2 separate regions of the Homo sapiens genome follow, and region 1 is linked to region 2. Evidence: chromatin loops called from intact Hi-C (ENCODE). Cell type or tissue: lower leg skin. All regions are shown on one strand. Links, peaks and the distances in the headings refer to the core of each region. The heading gives the core; the rest is flanking DNA.

Region 1 (8,331 bases), core at 275-8,274, 74 kb before region 2:
AGAGACAGGGTTTCTCCATGTTGGCCAGGCTGGTCTCGAACTCCTGACCTCAGGTGATCCACCCGCCTCGGCCTCCCAAAGCTCTTGGATTACAGGTGAGTGCCACCGCGTCAGGCAGGTTCATTTTATCTTTATTGGAACAAATATGAATGGTTAGATGGATATTATTCTTTAGGGCAAAACTAACATTTTAAAAAGCTAGCCCATCAACTTAAAAATTAAACAAATTAAGATATATAGGATACTTGTATTAAAAAGCATTCCTTAACTTTAAAATGGGCCTAGCAAAAGAAAAAATATTAATAAAGGTGGCAAAGAAACAATTAAGTTTAAGAAACATGGCTTAGCCCAACCATATGCAGTGACTCACACCTGTAATCCCGACGATGTGGCCAAGACAGGAGAATCACGTGAGGCCAGGAGTTCAAGATCAGCCTGGGCAACATAGCGAGACCCCATCTCTATAAAAAACTTAAAAAATTAGCTGGACATGGTGGTCCGGGCCTATAGTTCCAACTACTCTCAGGAGGCTGAGCTGGGAAGATCTCTTAAGCGAGGGAGGTTGAGGCTGCTGAAACAATGCTTAAAGAGAGTGGGCACATGTCTTTGTTAAATTACCAGCCATTTTTTTTTTTTTTTTGAGACAGGGTTTTACTCCTGTCGCCCAGGTTGGAGTACGGTGGCACAATCACGGCTCACTATAGCCTCTATTTCCCTAGCTTAGGTGATCCTCCCACCTCAGCCTCTTGGGTAGCTGGGATTACAGCCATGCCACCACATCCAACTAATTTTTTTGTATTTTTAGTGGAGATGGGATTTCACCATATTGTCCAGGCTGGTCTCAAACTCCTGGACTCAAGTGATCCACCCGCCTTGGCCCCCCAAAGCATTGGGATTACAGGCGTGAGCCACTGCGCCCAGCCCATTCTTAAGAATATACCCAATCTGATCCTTGGTTGGCCTTGGCTTGTGGTGACCTTGGCATTTGGAAAGACTTTCCATCTGCATCTCAACATCCCACCATGTTTCAGAATCCAGTTCAGAGATGTGTGCTCGAAAAACACTCCTGAGCTAGGAACACAGGCTCCCTCCCCGGTTCCCCTGGCCACCAGCTTGTCCTCGGAACCCCTGTGGCAGATGTGTGCATTTTATCTCTTTATACCACTTTTTACTGCAATTTCATATTGGGTGAAAGTGGACGGTAGGCCTTTGATTTATATCTCTGATGCTTAGGGACCCTCAGAAAGTGTGTACGGTAATTCCACAGGTCTGTGTTCTCTCCTCCCTCTGTATTTATTACCCATTGCTGTGTTACAAATTACTCCAAAACTGAGAAGCTGAAACCAGCAAACGTCGTCAGCGCAGTCTCTGTGAGTCAAGAGCGGGGGAGCTGCGTGGTGGGAGATCCTGGCTCAGGGTCTCTTGTGAGGCTGCATCAGGCTGTTGGCTGGGCTAGGGCTGCTGTCCCCTGAAGGCCCCAACAGGGAGGACGCATGCCAAGCTCACGCACGTGGTTGCTGGGAGGCCTTGGTTCCTCGATGGTTGTTAGACGGGTTCCCTCTTGAAGACCTGAGGTTAATTCTTCAGCGTCCTTCGGGAAGGACAGAGCTCCCCAGTGGGTAATTCCTCGATGTCCTTCTGTAAGGACAGAGCTGCAGGATGGGTCTTTCTTTAGCATCCTTCGGGAAGGAAACCCGGCCTCTACTAAAAATACAAAAATTAGCCGGGTGTGGTGGCTTGTGCCTGTAATCCCAGCTACTCAGGAGGCTGAGGCAGGAGAATCACTTGAACCTGGAAGGCAGAGGTTGCAGTGAGCTGAGATCGTGCCATTGCACTCCAGCCTGGGAGACAGAGCGAGACTCCATCTCCAAACAACAACAACAAAAAACGATGGTGCTGGGCCAGTGCAGGTTCACCACTACGGCAAAGGAAGCCCTCTGGTGGAAATGTTGGGGGTCGGGATGTTGGTGGTGGGGAAGGCTCAGTGTGGAGGGAGGGGACATATGAGAACTCTGTGCTTTTCACTTAATTTTGCTGTGAACCTAAAACTGCTCCAAAAAATAAAGTGTATTTTTGTGAAAGAAGAAAGATCTCAAAGCAAAACCATAAACTTTCATCTTAAGAAACAAGGGAATAAAAGAGCGAACTAGACCCAAAGTGGAAGGAAGGAAATATTAAAATTTAGTGTGGAAATGAATGAAATAAAGAATAGAAAAACAAGAGAAAATCAACAAAACTGAAAGTTGGTCCTTTGAAAAGATCAACAAAATTGATAAACCTTTAGTAAGACTAACCAAGAATAAAAGAAAGAAGATTCATGTTACTAAAATAAGGAATCAAAGGGGGGACATTGATAATGACTTTTTTTTTTTTGAGACGGAGTCTCGCTCTGTTGCCCAGGCTGGAGTGCAATGGCGCCATCTTGGCTCACTGCAACCTCTGCCTCCCAGGTTCAAGTAATTCTCCTGCCTCGGCCTCCCAAGTAGCTGGGATTACAGGTGTGCGCCACCACACCCAGCTAATTTTTGTATTTTTAGTGGAGACGGGGTTTTGCTATGTTGGCCAGGCTGGTCTCGAACTCCTGACCTCAGGTGATCTGCCCTCCTTGGCCTCCCAAAGTGCTGAGATTACAGGCATGAGCCACCATACCCGGCCTACTACTGACATTACAGAAGTAAAAGTATTATAAGAAAATAAGATAAATAATTGTATGCCAACAAATTATATAACTTAGATGAAATAGACAAATTCCTAAAAAGATACAAACTACCACATTGACTCAAGAAATAATAGAAAATCTTAATCGATTTGTAACAAGTAAAGGAATTGAATTAGTAATATTTTTTAAAAACTACATACAAAAAAAAAAAAAACCAAGGCCAAGATAACTATATTGGTAATTTCTACCAAACACTTAAGAAAGAATTAATACCAATCCTCCACAAATTTTTCCAAAAAATAGAAAATTAGAGAACACTCCCAACTCATTATAGGAGGCTAGTTCTATCCCGAAGCTAAATCCAAGCAAAGACATCACAAGAAAAAAGAAAAAAAAAAAAAAACATACAAACCAGCATCTGTCATGAATATAGATACAAAAATTCTCCACAAAACACTAGCAAATCAGATCCAGTAAAGTACAGAAAGAATTATACACCACAACTAAGTGGGATTTATTCCAAGAATGCCAAGTTGACTCAAGATATGAAAATCCAGGGCTGGGCATGGCAGTTCACAGCGTAATCCCGGTGCTTTGGGAGGCTGATGCTGGAGGATCGCTTGAGCCCAGGAGTTCAAGAACAGCCTGGCAACATAGTGAGACCCTGTCTCTACCCAAAAATTTAAAAATTGGCCAGGCGCGATGGCTTACCCCTGTAATCCCTCCACTTTAGGAGGCCAAAGTGGGTGAATTGCTTGAGGCCAGAAGTTGGAGACCAGCCTGGCCAACATGGCAAAACCCTGTCTCTACTAAAAATACAAAAATTAGTTGGGCGTGGTGGTGTGCGTGCCTGTAATCCCAGCTACTTGGGAGGTTGATGCACGAGAATCACTTGAACCCGGGAGGTGGAGGCTACAGTGAGCCGAGATCGCACCACTGCACTCCAGGGCCTGAGATTACAGGCATCAGAAGGAGGCGACAAAGTGAGGCTCCGACTCAAAAAAAAAAAAAAAATTCCGGGCACGGTGGCTCACGCCTGTAATCCCAGCACTTTGGGAGGCCGAGGTGGGCGTATCGCCTGAGGTTGGGAGTTCGAGACCAGCCTGATCAACATGGAGAAACCCCATCTCTATTAAAAATACAAAAAATTAGCTGGGCATGGTGGCGCATGCCTGTAATCCCAGCTACTCAAGAGGCTGAGGCAGGAGAATCATTTGAACCCAGGAGGTGGAGGTTGCGGTGAGCTGAGATCACGCCATTGCACTCCAGCCTGGGCAACAAGAGCAAAACTCCATCTTAAAAAATAAATAAATAAATAAATAAATAAGCATTTGACAAAATTTAACATCCTTTCATGGTAAAACAAAAAAAAACTAGAAATAGAAGGAAGCTTCTTCAACCTGAAACTGAAAGTGAACCTGAAGTGAAAACGGGTACTTATGAAATCCAGCTAACATCATACTTAATAATGAAAGACTAAATGCTTTCCCCTCAAGATTAGGAATAAGACAAGGATCTCTGTTGTTACCACTTCTGTTCAACATTCTACTAGAGACAAACCAGAACAACCAAGCAAGGAAAAGAAATAAAAGGCATCTGGATTAAAAAGGAAGTAACACTATCTTTATTCACAGATGACATGGTCTTATATATGGAAAATCATAAGGATCACACACACACACACACACACACACACACACACAAAAAAAAATCAACAAATATTAGGATGAATAAATGAATTTAGCAAGGCTGCAGGAAACACAATCAATATACAAAAATATGTTGCATTTCTACAAATAGTAATGAACAATCAGAAAGTCAAATTAAGGAAACCGTTCACAATAGCATCACAAAGATTAAAATACTTAGGAATAAATTTAACAAAAGATGTGCAAGATCTGCACACTGAAAACTACAAAATATAACTGAAAGAACTTTTTTTTTTTTTCCTGAGACAAAGTCTCGCTCTGTCACCCAGGCTGAAGTGCAGTGGCGCAATCTCGGCTCACTGCAGATTCCACCTCCCGGGTTCAAGCAATTCTCCTGCCTCAGCCTTCCATGTAGCTGGGATTACAGGCATTTGCCACCACACCTGGCTATTTTTTGTATTTTTAGTAGAGATGGGGTTTCACCATGTTAGCCAGGCTGGTCTCAAACTCCTGACCTCAAGTGATCTGCTCACCTCGGCCTCCTAAAGTGCTGGGATTACAGGCATGAGCCAACATGCCCGGCCTGAAAGAACATTTTTAAAGACCTAAGTCAATGGAAACATATCCCATGTTTATAGATCAGAAGACTTACTATTGATGGCAATACTTTCCTAAGTATTGATGGGAATACTTACTAAGATGGCAATACTTTCCAGGTTGATCTGCAGATTCAACTCAATTCCTATCAAAATCCCAGCTGCTTTTAAAAAAAAAAAAAAAAAAAATTGAAAAGCTTGCCTTAAATTTTATATGAAAATACAAAAGATCCAGAATAACCAGTCTTGAAAAAGAAGAAAGTTGGGGGACTGGGCATAAGGATGGACATAGAGATCAATGAGGTAGAATGAAGAGTTCAAGAATAAACCCTTACATACATGGTCAATCGATTTTCAAAACAGCATTCCAAAAACACTCAATTGGGGCGGGCGCGGTGGCTCACACGTGTAATCCCAGCACTTTGGGAGGCCGAGGTGGGTGGATCACGAGGTCAGGATATCGAGACCATCCTGGCTAACAAGGGGAAACCCCGTCTCTACTGAAAATACAAAAAATTAGCCAGGCATGGTGGCGGGCACGTGTAGTCCCAGCTACTCGGGAGGCTGAGGCAGGAGAATGGCGTGAACCAGGGAGGCGGAGCTTGCAGTGAGCCAAGATCGTGCCACTGCACTCCAGCCTGGGCAACAGAACAAGACTCTGCCTCAAAAATATATAAATAAATAAATAAATAAATAAATACACTCAATCAGGAAAGAATAGTCTTTTCAACAGATGGTGCTGGGACAGCTTAATAGCCACATCCAAAATAATAAAGTTAGACCCTTATCTCACACCATGTACAATATTTAGCTTAAATCAAAGACCTAAGTATAAGACTAAAACTATGAGACTTTTAGAAGAAAACACAGGCATAAATCTCGGTGACGCTGGATTAGGCAATGGCTTCTTAGATATGACACCAAAAGCACACGCAACCAAAGAAAAAAAATAGACAGATTGGACTCCATCAAAGTTAAAACTTTCACTCTGTGACCCAGGCTGGAGTGCAATGGCGTGACCTCGACTCACTGCAACCTCCACTTTCCGGGTTCAAGCAATTCTCCTGCTTCAGCCTCCCGAATAGCTGGGACTACAGGCACGCGCCACCACTCCTGGCTAATTTTTGTATTTTTGGGAGAGATGGGTTTTCGCTGTGTGGGCCAGACTGGTCTCGAACTCATGGCCTAAAGTGATTCTCCCACCTCGGCCTCCTAAAGTGCTGGGATTACAGGCATGAGCCACTGCGACTGGCCGATTTGTAAATTTTTAAAAGTTTAAACTTTTGTGCTTCAAAGAACACCATCAAAAAAGTGAAGAGAGGCCAGGCGCAGTGGCTCACGCCTGTAATCCCAGCAGTTTGGGAGGCCAAGGTGGGTGGATCACCTGAGGTCAGAAGTTTGAGATCAGCCTGGCCAACATGGTGAAATCCCGTCTCTACTAAAAATACAAAATTAGTTGGGCATGGTGGCACGCACCTATAATCCCAGCTACTCGGGAGCCTGAGGCCGGAGAATCACTTGAACCTGGGAGGTGGAGGGTGCAGTGAGCCAAGATCTTTAAGCAAAACTCTGTCTCAAAAAAAAAAAAAAAATGAAGAGAGCTGGGCATGTTGGCTCATGCCTATAATTCCAGCAGTTTGGGGGACCGAGGCAGGAGGATGGCTTGAGGACAAGAGTTTAAGACCAGCCTGGGCATCATAGCAAGACCCCATCTCCACACAAAAAAATTTAAAATCAGCTCAGCATGGTGGCATGCACCTGTAGTCTCAGCTACTCAGGAAGCTGAGGTGGGAGGATCAGTTGAGCCCAGGAGTTTGAGGGTGCAGTGAGCTATGATCATGCCACTGAACTCCAGCCTGGGTGACAGAGACAGACCATGTCTCTAAAAAGGAAAAACAAAAACAAACAAACAAATCTGAAAAGACAACCTATAGTAATGAAGAAAATATTTGCAAATCATACGTCTAGTAAGGGACTGATATCCAGAATATTATCTTAACAATAAATAAAAAGACAAATATTCTGAATAAAAAACGAGCAAAGAGGTTGAAGACACATCTCTCCAAAGAAGATCTACGAGTGGCCGATTAGCACATGAAAAAACGTTCAACACCAGTAACCTTAAGGAAACGCAAATGAAAACTACCATGAATTATCACTTCACACCCACTCAGACGGTTATAGTAAAACAGGCAGGCAACAGAGAGCCTTGAAGGGGACGCTGATAGGAATGCACCATGGTACAACCACGTCCGTAAGCAGGGCAGCAGCCTCTTCAAAAGTTCAACATAGAGGTGCTGTATGACCAACAGTTCCACTCCTCGGTAAGGCCCCCAAAGAATGAAAACGTGTGGGCCAGGCGCGGTGGCTCACGCCTGTAATCCCAGCACTTTGGAAGGCCGAGGTGGGCGGATCACGAGGTCAGGAGATCGAGACCATCCTAACACAGTGAAACCCCGTCTCTACTAAAAATACAAAAAATTAGCCAGGCGTGGTGGCGGGCGCCTGTAGTCCCAGCTACTCAGGAGGCTGAGGCAGGAGAATGGCATGAACCCGGGAGGCAGAGCTTGCAGTGAGCCGAGATTGCACCACTGCACTCCAGCCTGGGCGACAGAGCAAGACTCCGTCTCAAAAAAAAACAAAAAAAAAGAAATGAAAACGTGTTCCCACAGAAACTCATACACGACACTACTGTCCTTAGCAGCATTGTTGTTATTATTATTATTATTATTATTATTTGAGATGGAATCTCACTCTGTCACCCAGGCTGGAGTGCAGTGGTGTGATCTCGGCTCACTGCAACCTCCACCTCCCGTGTTCAAGTGATTCTCCAGCCTCAGCCTTCCAAGTGGCTGGGATTACAGATGCCCACAACCATGCCTAATTAATTTTCGTATTTTCAGTAGAGATGGGGTTTTCACCCTCTTGGCCAGGCTGGTCTCGAACTCCTGACCTCAGGTGATCCGCCCAGCCTCCCACAGAGCTGGGATTACCGGCGTGAGCCGCCGCGCCCAGCCTATTGGTGGTGTACATTCTGTGGGTTTTCACACATGCACCTGGCGTGGATCCATCATTACAGTGTCACGCAGAGTGTTTCATGGCCCTAAAAGTCCCCTGTGCTCTGCTTACTCATCCCTCCTTCCCCCTACCCCGGCAAACACTGATCTTTTTACTGTCTTCATAGTTTTGTCTTTTCCAGACATCATATAGTCAGAATTGAAGGGAATATACCAGCCAAAAACCTGCCACTATGGCATAAGAATTATTTTAGCTAAAGGCACTAAAAATAAAAGTAGCTGCAAGAAGTACGCTTAGACCCCCCGCTTTTCTTCCTGAAAGTAGGAGATTAAATTCCCATACGAGAGCCCAGTTCCCTATACCAGGAGGAAAGAAACATTTTTATCACCAGAGATGGGGATTCCAGGCA
Region 2 (8,331 bases), core at 224-8,223:
GGGGTGAAAGTCTCTGTGCACCGGGGTCATGATGTGAACGTGTTCCTGAGGGTGTCCTGAGCTGCGCTTTGCCTCCGAGGCGTCCGGCAGCGTATGCCAGAACTGCAGCTGCAGGGTTCAGGCTGTCCAGATCGTGGGGGATCTGTGAAGACTAAGGAGGGATCTACCAGTGAGTCCACAGAGCTTTGAAAGTGATGTTAGGAAATTCTGAATCAGGCCGGGCGCGGTGGCTCACACCTAGAATCCCAACACTTTGGGAGGCCAAGGTGGGTGGATCACTCTGAGGTCAGGAGTTCTAGGCCAGCCTGACCCACATGGTGAAACCCTGTCTCTACTAATAATAAAAAAATTAGCTGGGCGTTGTGGCAGGCGCCTGTAATCCCAGCTACTTGGGAGGCTGAGACGGGAGGATCACTTGGACTCGGGAGGTGGTGGGTGCAGTGAGCCGAGATCGTACCTCTGCACTCCAGCCTGGGTGGGTGACAGAGTGAGATCCTATCTCAAAAAAAAACCAAAAAGAAAACTGAATCATGGACTGTGTGTATTCTACACTCTTAACATGAACTCTGAGACTAAGCTTTTATAACATGCAAAACAGAATCAAGCAGTTTTGCATTGAAAGGAAAACCCGTTGTATTTCCCACTTGAGAATTTCCAGCGGAAGGCAGGTGGGGGAGGGGCTGTTTAGGGGACCACGCAGCGGGAGAGCCATCCCCAACAGGAAGGGAGCGGTTGTCTGCAGGAGCAGTGACCAGGAACTCCTATGGGGCACCTGGGTTGGGGGAAGCTGGATTTAGGGTTAGAAGCTTGTGTGTAAACAGGAAATATCAGTGTAAAACAGAAAATAAAATATGTAATTAATGCTGTGGTCTGGTTTAAATACAAGTTGACAAAGGGATCAAAATTACAGGCTCACGCCTGTAATCCCAACACTTTGGGAGGCTGAGGTGGGTGGATCACTTGAGGTCAGGAGTTCCGGGACCAGCCTGACCAACATGGTGAAACCCCATCCCTACTGAAAAAAATAAAATAAAATACAAAAAACTAGCCAGGCAGGTGCCTGTAATCCCAGCTACTCAGGAGGCTGAGGCAAGAGAATAGCTTGAACCCAGGAGGCAGAGGAGGTTGCAGTGAGCCGAGATTGCACCACTACACTCCAGCCTGGGCAACAGAGTAAGACTCCGTTTCTCTCTCTCTCTCTATATATATATATAATTTATATGAAGTTGTCAATTTCATCCACACGCTGTCTGCTTCCTTAGGAGCATCAACAGCAGCAGCTTGGAAATCTGATGAATTTCACTACCCGCTGACAAAAGTCCCTTGTTACCGAACCCCCCGCTGGTTTAACCGAACCCCCCGCTGGTTTAACCCTGCCCTCTGAGAGTGCATTAGGAGCTCTGATATGGTGTGGCTGTGTCTCCACCCAAATTTCATCTTGAATTATAGCTCCCATAATCCCGTGTCATGGGAGGGACCTGGTGGGAGGTCATTGAATCATGGAGGTGGTTACCCTCATGCTGTTCTCGTGATAGTGAGTGAATCCTCATGAGATCTGATGGTTTCATAAGGGGCTTTCCCCGCTTTTGCTGGCACGTCTCCTTCCTGCCACCATGTGAAGAAGGATGTGTTTCCTTCCCCTTCTGCCATGATTGTGTTTCCTGAGGCCTCCCTAGCCATGCTGAACTGTGAGTCAATTAAACCTCTTTCCTTTATAAATTATCCAGTCATGGATATGTCTTTATTAGCAGCATGAGAATGGACTAATACAGGAGCTCAAAGTGGATGAGGCACGTAGTAGGGGAAGAATGAAGTCAGCTCGGACTCCCGTGGGGCTCACAGCATGGGGGCGGTGACTGTCACTGTCACGGATGTGAAATTGTACCAAGTGCCCTAAGGGAGGGTCCTGCTGGGGGTAAACGGGGATCTGACAGAGGTGCAGAAGGCTTCTGGGCAGAGGCCATGGCCAAGTTCAGACCTGAGGCTTGAGGAGGAGGAGCTAGAGGCTGAGGTGGGTGAGACCGTCCTGGCGCCAGCAGCAGAGAGTGGGGAGTCCAGGTTGGGCAAGAGCATGGCGCATTCTGGGAGGCGGCTGAATGCCTCATAGCCACGACGTCACGGCAGCTGCCCTGGAGGGGCCCTGAGTCCTGGGACAGAGCAGGAGCAGAGCCCCTGGTGTGCCCAGCAGTCTGGAGGGCGGGACGGGCTACCCTGAATGAATTAAGACGCTGGATCTCCAGGACACTGATGGCTTAGGTCCTTCCCCATCCTGGAACATGAACCAGAAAACAGAGGCCTACGTGCTGGGACCTGCCATGAGCCACTTCCCCTCCAGACCCCTGAGAGCCAGAAAGAAAACGTGGAGGTCTTACTCATGGTTCGTTCAGGCATGTTTCCCCAAAACTGCCTCGGCAATGTTAAAAATGGCTTGAGCTTTGGGAGGCCGAGGTGGGAGGATCACTTGAGCTCAGGAGTTTGAGACCAGCCTAGGCAACAGAGTGAGACCCCTATCTCTACAAAAAATAAAAAATTAGCCAGGTTTGGCGACACACACTTGTAGTCCCAGCTACTTGGTAGGCTGAGGTGGGAGGATCATATCATTTGAGCCGGGAGGTCGAGGCTGCAGTGAGCCATCATCACACCACTGAACTCTGGCCTGGGTGACAGAGAGAGATCCTGTCTTGAAGATAATAATAATAATAAATAAATAAATGAAAACGGCAAGGGGAGCCAGGGCAGCAGAGGCCTACAACCCCCTCCAGGGGCAGCCCCTCTCCTGCAGTCCGCCCTACAGCCTGGGCGCCTGCTCAAGTCACAGGTAGGACGGGAAGGTGGAGGGGTGGGTGCGCAAAGTCCAGAACGTGCAGGAGCCCAGGACGGCCTGGCCTGAGCTCCCCGTTTGTAACGCGGGCCCCGTCCTGAAAGGGAACACCGCTTCCACACGCTGGACACCAAACGCTGCTTGAGTTGCTCCTGTGAGTGCTGCCTGTTTCCACTGGGGCCCTGGCTGATGGAAATGCACTCAACAGATGCTAGGCAAGGAACCGCCCCACGCTGAGAGCGCAGACCCTCACTCTGAAGCTCCTGAGGCAGGCATGCTCCCTGGGCTGAGCAGGCAGCTGCGGGTCCCCAGCCAGCTGTCACTCACTCTCGAGTGACAGTGTCATCTTGGTTGGGTCTCCTACCCTCCACCCCGAATTCTCAGCGAGCATCACTTTTCCCAAAGCTGGTAGGGTTTTTTTTTGTTTTTTTGTTTGTTTGTTTTTGAGATGGAATTTCACTCTTGTCACCTGGGCTGGAGTGCAATGGTGCTATCTTGGCTCACTGCAACCTCCACCTCCCGGGTTGAAGTGATTCTCCTGCCTCAGCCTCCTGAGTAGCTGGGATTACAGGTGCCTGCCACCATGCCTGGCTAATTTTTGTATTTTTAGTAGAGACCGGGTTTCACCATGTTGGCCAGGCCAGTCTCGAACTCCTGACCTCAGGTGATCCACCCCCTTCAGCCTCTCAAAGTGCTGGGACTATAGGCGTGAGCCCCCACTCCAGGCCTGGGTTTTGTTTTTTTGAGACAAGGGTCTCACTCTGTTGCCCAGGCTGGAGTGCAGTGGGGCCACCATAGCTCACTGCAGTCTCGACCTCCCCTAGCTCAGGTGATCCTCCTGCCTCAGCCTCCTGAGCAGCTGGAACTACAGATGCATGCCACCTTGTTCTGCTAATTATTTGTGTTTTTTGTAGCAACGGGGTTTCGCCATGTTTCCTAGGCTGGTCTTGAACTCCTGAGCTCAAGTGATCCACCCACCTCAGCCCCAAAATGTGGTAGGCTTACAGACGTGAGCCGCCGCGCCCTGTGCCTGCAGGTTTTGCTGGCCATGTGTTCCCGATCTGGCAGAACAGAGCAGCCAGGCTCTGTGTTAGCTGAGGTTCTGTCTGTGTAGACAGGGTCTGGGTGGGGGGAGCCAGGCAAAGCCAACAGTATCCTTACCAGCCCAAAGGAGCTGGGAGATGCCACCACAGCCTTACTCAGTCTCTCCTCTAACTGCTGTCAGGAAACGTGCGTTATGAAGCAGGGCCAACTGATGGAGATGAGAATAGATTCCCACTAGATTAGAGACAGAATAACATAATTGGATGCAAATTGTGCAAAAGATAAAATTGTAGGCTTGAGTAATCTAATCATTCCACTACCAGGTAGAGCGTCTAAGATTTCCTAATTGAGCTGCCCAGAAGCGGTGTTAATTCCCATTTTCTATCCCACAAAAGGCAGGGTCAGGACTCCAACATTTGGATGCTCAGAGCTCGGAGAGCTCCCCACGGCACAGCCAGGCCCTGGTTGGGCACAGTCCCTGACCATCGACTGAGCTCACACTCATTCCTTTCCAGGTCGTCTCTCCCTCCTCCCTCCTTCCCACATCTGAATGTCCTCGTGCCAGGCACCCTGCAGGTCTGCTTGCAGAGCGAGGCAGGCATGGCCGCTCTCTAAGAGGCTTACAGTGTCATAGGTGGCCAGGGATGGGCCGGGCCTTCCCTGCCCAGATCCTTCTCCCCACCTCCCTTAAGGGCGAGAAAAACTATAGAATTTCGCACAGATGGAAAAGACACACTTCCCAGGCTCCTTTGCAGCACGGGTAGCCACATAACCCGGGGATGCTAATGCAGGCCCAGATCAAGGAGCGGTGCGGAGCTGTGGTGGGGACACTGGGATCTGGGGGCAGGGAGCGCTGTGGACAACGTGGGGCAGGGAGAGCTACGTGTGCGGAGCTGCCTTTAGAGAAAGCTGACCGCAAGGCTGACTGTGGGGGTGGGGAGGGGGTGAGCCCCTGAGAGCCGGCTGGAAGGACAAGAGCGGGGCTCGGGGCTGCTCAAGAGGCTGCTGCCCGGCCTGGGAGCAATGGGAGGGGCAGTTCAGACTAAGCAGAGCTGACTCGGCCACTGTTGGCCCTTCTTCCTTCCCTATTCTCCCCCATGGCTACGCTCACCTTTGTGCTCCTTGAGAAAATCACAGGACGCAGATCCTAAGGGCTGCTGAGTCATGCCTGCCCGGCCTCGTGTGTCTGGGTGCGGCCCTGAGCCCAGGGATAAGAAAGAATTGCAGCCTGAATGAATGTACAACTGGCTAAATGTGGCCGGCCTCTGCGCCCACACTCCAGGGGTGCACATGTCCCTGACGGGGTTTCTGGCACGGGCAGGATGACCTCTTTTGGGGGTACAGGGTGTGGTCTCAGCCAGGGGGCCCCCTCCATGGCCCGACCACAGCCCTGGCCAGGGCGCTGCCGACGCAGCCTTGCCCAGGAGTGTGTCGTGAGGCCTGGGTATGACACAGAGTCAGGGCGGAGGGGGTGTGTCGAGAGGCCAAGATGCTGGTGGGGTCAGTGGCAGCCAGAGACGTAGGCAGACAGAGCTCAGGGATGGTGAGGCCTGGCCCACTTTCTGGGTGGAGAGGCCACGGTCTCCATCAGAGACTAGGGTGCCAGCAGGGGAGGCAGCGTGGCCTGTGCCGTTTCCGTAGGGAAACCTGAGGCAGGGCCCAGGGCAGCACATTTTGTGGCTACAAGCCGGAGACGGGGGAAGAAGGCAAAGGACTCGCAACTCCCACTCAGGGAGGGATCAGCCGCCGTGTCCCGCCTCCAGGAAGGGTAGCACCGAGGCAGGGAGGGTCATGGGGCAGAGCACAGGGTGCCCTCACTCAGAACACTGAGGCACAGACTGTGCATGGGGGCCCCATCCCCCCAACAAGGGAAAGTGAAGACTGGACCCTCAGAGGCCACACAGTCAGGCCAGCCTCGGGGTCGCTGTGCTGCTCCTGAGAGTAACAAGGGCGTGAATAACTAGATGTCTGGACACATCTGTGTGTGTGTATGCTGTGTGTCCACGAGTGTGTGTGCCTGTGCATCCGTGTAGTGTGTGTGTTCGTGCATGTGTGCCTGTGCTTCCGCGTGTGCGTCCGCATGTATATGTGGGTGCGTTTGCGTGTGCGTGCATCTGCGTGTGTATGTGTGCGTCTGTGTGTGCATCCGCGTGTGTGTGCATCCCTGTGTGCGTGTGTGTGCGCCCGCATGTACGCATGTGTTTGCATGTGTGTGCCCGCAAGGTTCCCATGTCCAGACGCAGAGAGGGTGGTGAGGAGGCTACACACACAACTGCTTTCTCAGGGCCATGGGTGTGAACTTGGGGCCACTAGCCTTCTGCGTCACTTTCACACTGTTCAGAGAAAATCAGCCAGGTGGTGTCTGTGTAAACAATCAGCACAGCCAGGCGGACGCGTCCTTCCAGTGAGCTCAGGGACCCGGCCCGGCTCTGAGGGAGGCCTATGATGCTGGGTCCGTGGAAGCCAGTTCCAGCCAGGCCATTCATCGTGACCTGTGAGGTCTTGGGAATCCCACCCGACCTCCGAGAGCCTGTAAAAAGGGGGCGTCATCCCAGTGTTGCTGGCTCGGCTGCTGACACCTGAGCATGCCCAGTGCACACTGGGCGTGAGCCTGCTCGCACCCCCAGGCCCTCCCCTTTCACAGAAAAATTTCCCAAGCCTGTTCAGTCTGCTCTTCCTTGGTGGGGGTCACAGGAGCTCAGGAAATTCACCACTTGCTGGATAAGGCACAATTTTCACGTTATTGAACCCAAAACATTTTTTTTTGAGATGTAGTCTCACTCTGTCGCCCAGGCTGGAGTGCAGCGGCACGATATCAGCTCACTATAACCTCTGCCTCCGGGGTTCAAGCTATTCTCCTGCCTCAGCATCCCGAGTAGCTGGGATTATAGGCGTGCACCAACACACCCAGCTAATTTTTGTATGTTTAGTAGAGACAGGTTTTCGCCATGTTGGCCAGGCTGGTTTTGAACTCCTGGCCTCAAGTGATCCGCCTGTGTTGGCCTCCCAAAGTGCTGGGATTACAGGCGTGAGCCACTATGCCTGGTCCTCAGACCCTCGCTTTGAAGCAGCTGTTGTCTTGGTCTCCAGGGTGTCAGCGGTCCTCTGCCTGGAGCAGCTTCACTGCGATCGATCGATCTCGTGGTCACACGGCCTCACAAGGCCTTCTTCTTACGAGTACACCAGGCCCTGGATTTAGGGTCCTCACCTGGGGCGACTGCATTTTATGTAACTAATTACATCCACAAAGACCTCATTTCCAAACAAAGTCACATTCTTTTTTTTTTTTTTTTTTTCCAATTGAGATGGGGTCTCACTCTGTCACCCAGGCTGGAGTCCAGTGGTGCAATCTCGGCTCACTGCAGCCTCCGCCCATCCCCTGCCTCTCCCCCCCGGCCCCCGCCCAGGCTCAAATGAGCCTCCTACCTCAGCCTCCTGAGCAGCTAGGACTACAGGCACATGCTACCATGCCTGGCTACTTTTTTTTTTTATTTGAAATGGAATTTTCGCTCTTGTTGCCCAGGCTGGAGTGCAATGGCACGATCTTGGCTCACTGCAACCTCTGCCTCCCAGGTTCAAGTGATTCTCCTGCCTCAGCCTCCCTAGTAGCTGGGATTACAAGCATGTGCCACCACGCCAGGCTAATTTTTTGTATTTTTAGTAGAGACGGGGTTTCTCCATGTTGGTCAGGCTGGTCTTGAACTCCCGACCTCAGGTGATCCGCCCGCCTCGGCCTCCCAAAGTGCTGGGGTTACAGGGGTAAGCCACCACGCCCGGCATCATGCCTGGCTACTTTTTTCCATTTTCAGTGTAGACGGGGTTTCACCATGTTGCCCAGGCTGGTCTTGAACTCCTGAGCTCAAGCAATCCACCCACCTCGGCTTCCCAAAGTCCTGGGATTACAGGCATGAGCCACTGCACCTGGCCTAATAAAGTCACATTCTGAAGTGCAGGGTGGACGTGAGTTTTTGCAGGACATCAATGAATTTGGGGGGACACCTGTCCAGGCTTAGGGTGGACCTTTTTGCAGGACATCATTGAATTTGGGGGGGACACCTGTCCAGGCTCAGTGTCCTCAACAGTGCTGCCTTTATAATCACAGCCTGAACTGTACCCTTCAAATGGCTGAGTCATATGGAATGAATTGTAACTCAATAAAGCTGTTACCAGAAAAAACAGAAATAAGAGCCAGGAGTGGTGGCTCACGCCTGTAATTCCGGCACTTTGTGAGGCCGAGGAGGAAGGATCACTTGAGCCCAGGAGTTCGAGACCAGCCTGGGCAACATGGCAAGACCTCATCTCTACAAAAAAATTGTTTAATGAGCTGGACGTGGTGGTGTGCCTGTGGTCCAGCTACTCGGGAGCCTGAGGCGGGAGGATGGCTTGAGGCCAATTGCTTGGACAGAAGTTGCTGTGAGTTGAGATCACACCACTGCACTCCAGCCTGGGTGACAGAGTGAGAACCT

Evidence for each region. A loop is a pair of places that touch in the nucleus more often than their neighbours do. Peaks named below come from ENCODE experiments on the same cell type or tissue, not always from the same donor. Only the 100,000 strongest peaks of a DNase experiment are listed, where the experiment ranks them.
Region 1: a loop joins it to region 2, with 23 times the contacts of the local background. A loop is called at or near these places in 2 of 110 quality-filtered maps.

What each region holds. Positions count from the first base shown.
Region 1 is chr21:43,838,718-43,847,048 of GRCh38, reverse strand. No RefSeq gene overlaps it. Among named protein-coding and RNA genes, the nearest start is that of AGPAT3, 22 kb to the left of the region's middle. In lower leg skin, for the core only: no CTCF peak of the experiment used is centred there; no DNase peak of the experiment used is centred there.
Region 2 is chr21:43,765,042-43,773,372 of GRCh38, reverse strand. No RefSeq gene overlaps it. Among named protein-coding and RNA genes, the nearest start is that of CSTB, 7.1 kb to the left of the region's middle. RefSeq lists enhancers at 1,579-2,500, 2,501-3,423, 4,166-4,779, 4,758-5,330, 4,780-5,393 and 2 more and a cis regulatory region at 4,502-5,550. In lower leg skin, for the core only: no CTCF peak of the experiment used is centred there; a DNase peak (open chromatin) is centred at 5,051.